Linked DNA regions of Homo sapiens: region 1 is linked to region 2. A link is a contact called in ENCODE Hi-C or POLR2A ChIA-PET data. All regions are on one chromosome and are shown on one strand. Each heading gives the region's core, a stretch centred on a gene start or an enhancer-like site at or near the end of the contact. The rest is flanking DNA. Distances are from core to core; before and after follow the strand shown. Region 1 overlaps LOC107984171 (a long non-coding RNA gene). Region 2 overlaps LOC107984174 (a long non-coding RNA gene).

The links. Hi-C counts contacts between places; a loop is a spot of excess contacts on that map. ChIA-PET counts read pairs that join two places held with the same protein, here RNA polymerase II (POLR2A). Pooled maps may share reads with other maps.
Region 1: a pooled map shows a loop between it and region 2 (2.3-fold over the local background). The contact joins two enhancer-like sites. A Hi-C loop is called at or near these places in 3 of 168 maps with a recorded cell type or tissue (Caco-2, MCF 10A and PC-9), 1 of 37 single-sample maps with no recorded cell type and 2 of 50 pooled maps. POLR2A ChIA-PET finds 5 or more read pairs at or near these places in 2 of 52 experiments (Caco-2 and H1).

The regions. Positions count from the first base shown.
Region 1 is chr10:29,103,522-29,106,750 of GRCh38, forward strand. LOC107984171 (a long non-coding RNA gene) reads left to right here. Exons shown (of 5, transcript XR_001747285.1): 4 at 417-562; 5 at 750-1,172. Among named protein-coding and RNA genes, the nearest start is that of LYZL1, 180 kb to the right of the region's middle. Within about 2 kb of position 1,615, at least 3 of the 41 ENCODE cell types and tissues checked have a DNase peak (open chromatin) inside an H3K27ac peak, as active enhancers do; they include PC-9, where a contact is called at or near this core.
Region 2 is chr10:29,062,978-29,066,330 of GRCh38, forward strand. The region is part of intron 2 of LOC107984174 (a long non-coding RNA gene); the gene reads left to right. Among named protein-coding and RNA genes, the nearest start is that of C10orf126, 220 kb to the left of the region's middle. Within about 2 kb of position 1,879, at least 2 of the 41 ENCODE cell types and tissues checked have a DNase peak (open chromatin) inside an H3K27ac peak, as active enhancers do; they include PC-9, where a contact is called at or near this core.

The DNA of each region.
Region 1 (3,229 bases), core at 365-2,864, 40 kb after region 2:
GAGGAATTTACAGACTGGTAACGGAAAAGATAGGCATATTGTTTTAGTCTATTCATGCTGCCATAACAAAACATCTTAGACTGGGTAATTTATAAAAAGCATAAACTTATTGCTGACAACTATGCAAACCGGGAAATCAGGGTTATGGAGACTAGGGAAGTCTAAGCTGGGGGATTAGCAGGTTTGGTGTCTGGTGAGAGCCCAGACACTGCTTCCACGGTGGCGCCTTCAACGTGGCATCCTCCTGAGAGGCAAGGAGGAACACTGTGCCCTATATGGTAGAAGGCTGAAAGGACAAAAAAGGGCTGAATGTTGTGGGAAACCCCTTTTATAAGGACATACAATAAATCCAGAGAGCTTGGAAGCTGACTGGTTTCTTTTTATGTGTGCCAAGATTATTGGTATTATCTTTACAGGAAAAGGTGGCTGTGGCCATTACCAAGTTATTAAAACCACAGAGATCTTGACTTGTATGGACTGAGATGAGGCTTCCATCAGCATCTCGCATAAATAACATAACACTGATGCAGCAGATGAACATGGAATCAGTGACATCCACAAGGTAAGACCTTTTCTTCTTTGCCTTGGGCTCATCTAGACCCCTGTGGCAGGAGATTCTGAAGCGTGGAACATTACTGATTCTGAAATGATACAATTTATGCCCTGACTAAGCAAGGTCCACCTTTGGTTATAAACATTGGATCCATCATAAAGTTATTAAGCCAAGATCATGTTTTTGGACCCTGAAGAAGACAATAGGCTTGGAGGAGAAACAGACCTTGACTTCAAGACACAACGCAGAGGGAAATATCGCTGATACAAAGCTTGAAGATGATCATCTATGTACCCATCGGGACATTTTTAAAGGGACAAGTGGAATGAGCGAAGACTTTGAAGACAGTCTTGTCTGCCAGGCACTCAGATCATCAGGAAGCAGAAAAGGAGATGCAAGATCAGGTTGAGAGGTATTTTGTGCAGGAATACACATTCAGTGTTATAATGTAATTGAAAAAGAGTCTATTTCAGAGGCATCAGCTTCACAGCCACCATGGTTTAACCTCACCTGTGGTGTGAGATGGACAGTGGGTATGGGTGGCCCCTCCTATGGGTGGGAAGCACAGTGATGTGTTGGGCACCTGAGCAGGGCTGCCAAGATTTTCTAAAGCATTCTGTGGACCATTCTGTGAGCCCCTACAAGGGGTTCTGAGCTCCTTGCCCTGGGATTTGATCCAATGGACCTATCTAACTGGTATCTCCAATGTCAGAGGTGAGTGAGAGCTTCTGTTTGTTTGAACTCTGCCTGACCTCAGTCTCAGTGCTTATTTTGAACCAGGAACTAAATGTAGAGGAAAAGTATGGAGGACAAAGTGCACAATTATTTTCTCTTGGACAGATCTTCGACGTCCTGCTTTTCCCTGGGGAGCACTTTCCCTGGATGCAGGTAGACACAACTTCTTTCTCCTAATATGCCCACCCTGCATTCTCCCTTCGCCCTGGTCTTTTCTCATGATTTTGGGAAAGTTCCAGACAGTCTCTCTGACTGGCAGCAGGAAAAACACAGTGCAATATAATATATTGTGTATATTTAGCATGACGTGTAAATATTTTATAGAAGCTAAAGTAAATAATATATATATTTGTAATGTCAGTGTAAATATTTGATAGGCTGCAGTAGGAATCCAGTATGTTTGGAGCTGGGCACAGCACCAGTGGGAGGAAGGGACAAGGTCAAATCAGAGGGCAACCTGTTCATGACGTATCTGAAAACATCTCTTTTTCTCCTTCTGCCTGGCTGCTGCTTTGAACGCTTGACTCTCAACATTCAAATATTCTCACGTGAATTATCCACAGCAATTCAAGACCAAGCCCTATAGCTTTAGAGGCTGCTGGAAAGAGAGCAGCATGTAAGATCCTAAATAACTGGCTGAATTATATTTATTCATTTGTTGACTTGTTTACTGTCTATCTCATCCATACAATAGAAATTCCTGGAAGGCCCATCTTGCCTATTATCATATCTCCAGTGCATAAAACAGTTCCTGACACATAGTAGACACTCTGTAAATAATTCTGGACTGAATAAATGGTGAGATTTGATGCCAAACTGAGGAGAAAAAAACTGCAACCCCAGCCCTCCCTGAAAGGGCCAACATTTTAAATCCATTAGTCATGCAAACCTTGAGGGTGAGTTTATTTAAATTAGTGATAAGAACTAGCTGAAGTTAGCTATGTGACAGGCTGATGTTGTTTCACTGGAAGGGGAAGAAGGTATTTGGGGCCCTAGGGCTCCACGGTGAGGTCCACGCCAGAAGAGTTGTCTAGGAGGCCATGGAGGTAGTGAGGGGCACAAGGCAGATGGGGATAAAGAAGCAGAAAATCTACAGCAGAAGATGAGAGGGAAGTGGAAGACACTAGAATATCTTTACCACCTCCCAAATTTTCCAGGACAACCTCTTTACATGCATGACTATGAGTAAGTGTTTCAACATTAAATGCAACCTACTGTTAGCTTTCCCGGGACTAGTTACCCAGAAGGTTTTACTTCATCTAAAATGCAACCAATAATAGCATTCATAGCAAATGCTTATGTTGTATTTACCCAGACACTATTCACATTGTTCTACACGCATGAATGCATTTCACCCTTAGAACCCCCAAGTAGAGGAAAAAGAAATTCAGGAGATTATGTGACTGAATTATCTAGGGATGATCATGAGCTACGTTCCTTTCACCTGTGAGTATCAAATACTACTGGTGTCAGTAGAGGCAACATGTCCCTCTTTCTAGATGCTCCTCTTCCTGTGTGTGTTGTGTTGGGTTGTGGGGGAAGTCTTAGTGAGAAGTTCCTGGACTTAAGAAAGGTAGAGTAGCTCCCAGGTAAACAGAACCTGCTTGGAAACAGGTCTAATCTCTTACAAAATCACAGAGCCCAAAGAATGTAAAGGCCCTGAGAGGAACTAAGTCTAATAGCTCCACCGAGTGATGCACGGAGAGTTCCCGGAACAGTCCTTCAGCTTGCTGGCTGCACAGGAAACTGTGTGATGTGTGCTGTACCCACATTTCTCATCTGTCCTCAGAACACAGTAAATATCAGCTGGCTTTGCTCATCGGAGAGGTGTGGGGTATGGAAGGGACAAGAGAAGAGAGAAAGGGAGACAATAGAACAATAACTGATCTCTCCTTTCTGGTATTACTGTTATAACAGCACAATGGCAATTGAGCAATCAAT
Region 2 (3,353 bases), core at 629-3,128:
GCCTCGGCCTCCCAAAGTGCTGGGATTACAGGCATAAGCCACCACACCTGGCCCAAAAAATTGTTTTTAAAAAGAGAACAAATTCTGCTCTTCTGAAATTGAGTGAAAGTATGATGAGAGAAATTGAGTGAATGTCTCATAGAGATGCCAAGCTAGGTTTTCTGTTGTTAATTAGATCACTGAAAAATCTCATGCTATAGGATACATTTGAATAATTTTTTCTACCACAAAATGTACAGACAATAAAATAATGGAGTGGTCTACCCACTGCCAGTGTCTAAACTGAACGCTAACTGTAGCAGAAGGATGCTTGTAGCTGAAACCCAATTAAAATATCTTAAAGTATACAGACTTTTCTCTTTTTACATAACCAAAAGTCTGGATGTCTCAACACTGTCATCAAGGACTTGGGTGCTGTCACTCTTTCTACATCTTTAATGTGTTGTCCAGGTCTCTAGGTGTGGCATCTCATGATTGCCAGATAGCTTCTTAGTTCTAGGGTCATGAGCACCCCTCAAGAGTGCCTTGCTGGAGTATGTTCTCACATGCCTTTCAGATATCCCCTGGCCCCACACTTTGGAAATACAGTCAGGCGTGGTGACTCACGCCTCTAATCCCAGCACTTTGGGAGGCCAAGGCGGGCAGATCACCTGAGGTCAGGGGTTCGAGACCAGCCTGGCCAATGTGGTAAAACCCCATCTCTACTAAAAGTACAAAAATTAGCTGGGCATGTGGTGGCACCTGTAATCCCAGCTACTCAGGAGGCTGTGGCAGGAGAATTGCTAGAACCCAGGAGGCAGAGGTTGCAGTGAGTCGAGATTGCGCCATTGCACTCCAGCCTGGGCAACAGAGTGAGACTCTGCTTCCAAAAAACAAAAACAAAAACAAAAACAAAAAACCCCCGAAATACTAGAATGTTAAGGGGACCTAGAAAACTTTGATTATTGACATCACTCAACTTCATCCTTGAAGAATGAGAAAGAGCTCAGCCTCCCTGAAAGGAAGTGACTGTTTAGATAAGGATGAGCAAAACAGAGGTACTGTTAGCAAGAAAGAAATGGGGCAATGCATATTGGAGAGGGACCCTAGAGCATAGGTCTCAATGGCAAAGTCAGTAATAATTAAAATGAATCATCAAAAAAAAGGTGCAAGTGCCCTGCCTTGGATTTTCCGTAACTCAACACCTCTGGATTCAGATCTGATTTCAACTGGAATCCATGTCATGGTGTGGTCTCCCCCACATTGACTCATAACTATAAGCTGAGTTTTGGTGAAGTGAATCTAATTTTCCCTTTGATTTATTTTATGATAAGCTTTCCCCACATTTTCCTGTAGTCTGAATTTAAAACAGTTTGTAAGAGTGTGATTAAGCAATGGATCAAGTCCACAAAATATTGGGCGATATAACACTTCATCCTTCTGGAAGTGCTTTGTAACTGCAGACACTTTTCCTGACTCACTATCTGTCCTCCTTGGGTCGCCACTGTTGTTCAAACTCTGCAAATCTTTGAACTGTCTGACTCCATACTTATCATTTCTGCCCCTGCACTCTCATTCTCTTCTTTTGTCTGAGAGTGGAGAATGTCTGAGAGATTGCATCACAGTCACGTTAACCCTTGGTACTGCACAGCCTAACAGGATAAGAAAGGTTCAGTCTGGATAGGAACTAGAGCAATCAGACATCTATTCATATCTCAACGTCCTTTTGTCTGAAGGATTTTGGTTTTAGAAAATTAATTTGTGCTCTAATGTATCAACTTGGCAAGTTAGAAATCTGTAAACCAAGGTAAACAATATTTTTTGCTCTATAAAATCGTACACGTAGACACCACAGAGTGCAACTTGAAGAGTTAAAAAGTAAAACCCAGTGAGCAGCAAGCAAACTGCCTTTGCTCCCATTTGCCTTAGGGGAGAAAACTTTTCATGGTAGGGATTGCAAAACAACCAACTAAATAACTTTTACATGATTAATGGGGTGAAGGTTAGACTAAAATGTGATGTCTTCCCTCCAAAAATTAGGAAGATTTTAAAAACTCTTTCCTTTATTTAGTACAAGGAAGGCTGCAGTTTTCATTTTATTATTATTTATTTATTTACTTATTTATTTATTTTTGAGATGGAGTTTTGCTCTTGTTGCCCAGGCTGGAGTGCCAATGGCGCGATCTCTGCTCACTGCAACCTCTGCCTCCCGGGTTCAAGCGATTCTCCTGCCTCAGCCTCCTGAGTAGCTGGGATTACAGGCACGTGCCACCATGCCCAGCTAAAGTTTTTAGAAGGAAGAGTGTATTTGCTTTAGAAGAAAATGAATCTAGCCTGGCACAGTGGCTCACACCTGTAATCCCAGCAGTTTGGGAGGCCAAGGCAGGGCGATCGCTTGAGCCCAGGAGTTTGATACCAGCCTGGGCAACATGGTGAGACCCCATCTTTATAAAAAAACGCAGAAATTAGCCGGGCTTGGGGTCACACATGCCTGTAGTCCCAGCTACTTGGGAGGCTGAGGTGGGAGGATCACTTGAGCCCAGGGAGGTTGAGGCTGCAGTGAGCCATGACTGCACCACTGCACTCCAGCCTGGGATATAGAGTGAGACCTTGTCTCTAAATGAAATGAAATGAAATGAAATGAAATGAAATGAAATAAAATAAAATAAAATAAAATAAAATAAGGGAATCTCCAGAATTTCAGTATTTTAGCAGCAAATATCAGGAGTATTAGCCAAATCAATGAAAACTAGGATAAATAACATATGTTTAAATTTTAAGACAAAGTTTTGATTATGGGAATTAAGAAGTCTGTGCTACTAACATATCCTCTGTGATTATAGGAAGGCACATTAAGGTACAAACTCATATCAAAGGAGGAAATAGACAAGTATGGAACAGACATAAAGACAGTTACATAGATGAAGGAAATATTGGGATGTTGATGTAGGAAAAGAACATGGTCCAGGCCTTCTTGATGTATTTTGCAAAGGTTCATAACAAGCATGCTATGCCTTTCTATCATTTGTGGTTACTTAATAAATGGTACATAGTTCATTCTATACATGGTTCAGTTCTTCTAAACTAATTTTTTGTTCTTTATTTAAAAACAAAATTGTAAGTTTGAAAAAAAAAAAGTACAAGTCTTCCAGGGGTGCAGAAATGGGTTGAGGCAAATGATTTTTGTAGCTGAGAATCTGGACCCTCAAGTTGGCAAACAAGCTAGTTGACATCAGATTGGGTGTATACAGGGCCTGCTCTTGTTTGTTTCTGTTCCAAGGTTACACAGATGCACTTATAAACTGACCAAGTAGTGCAGAGGGAGGAGGCCCCCTTTTAAAGATCCTTTTAAAGAAACTGCTTCTATATTGATC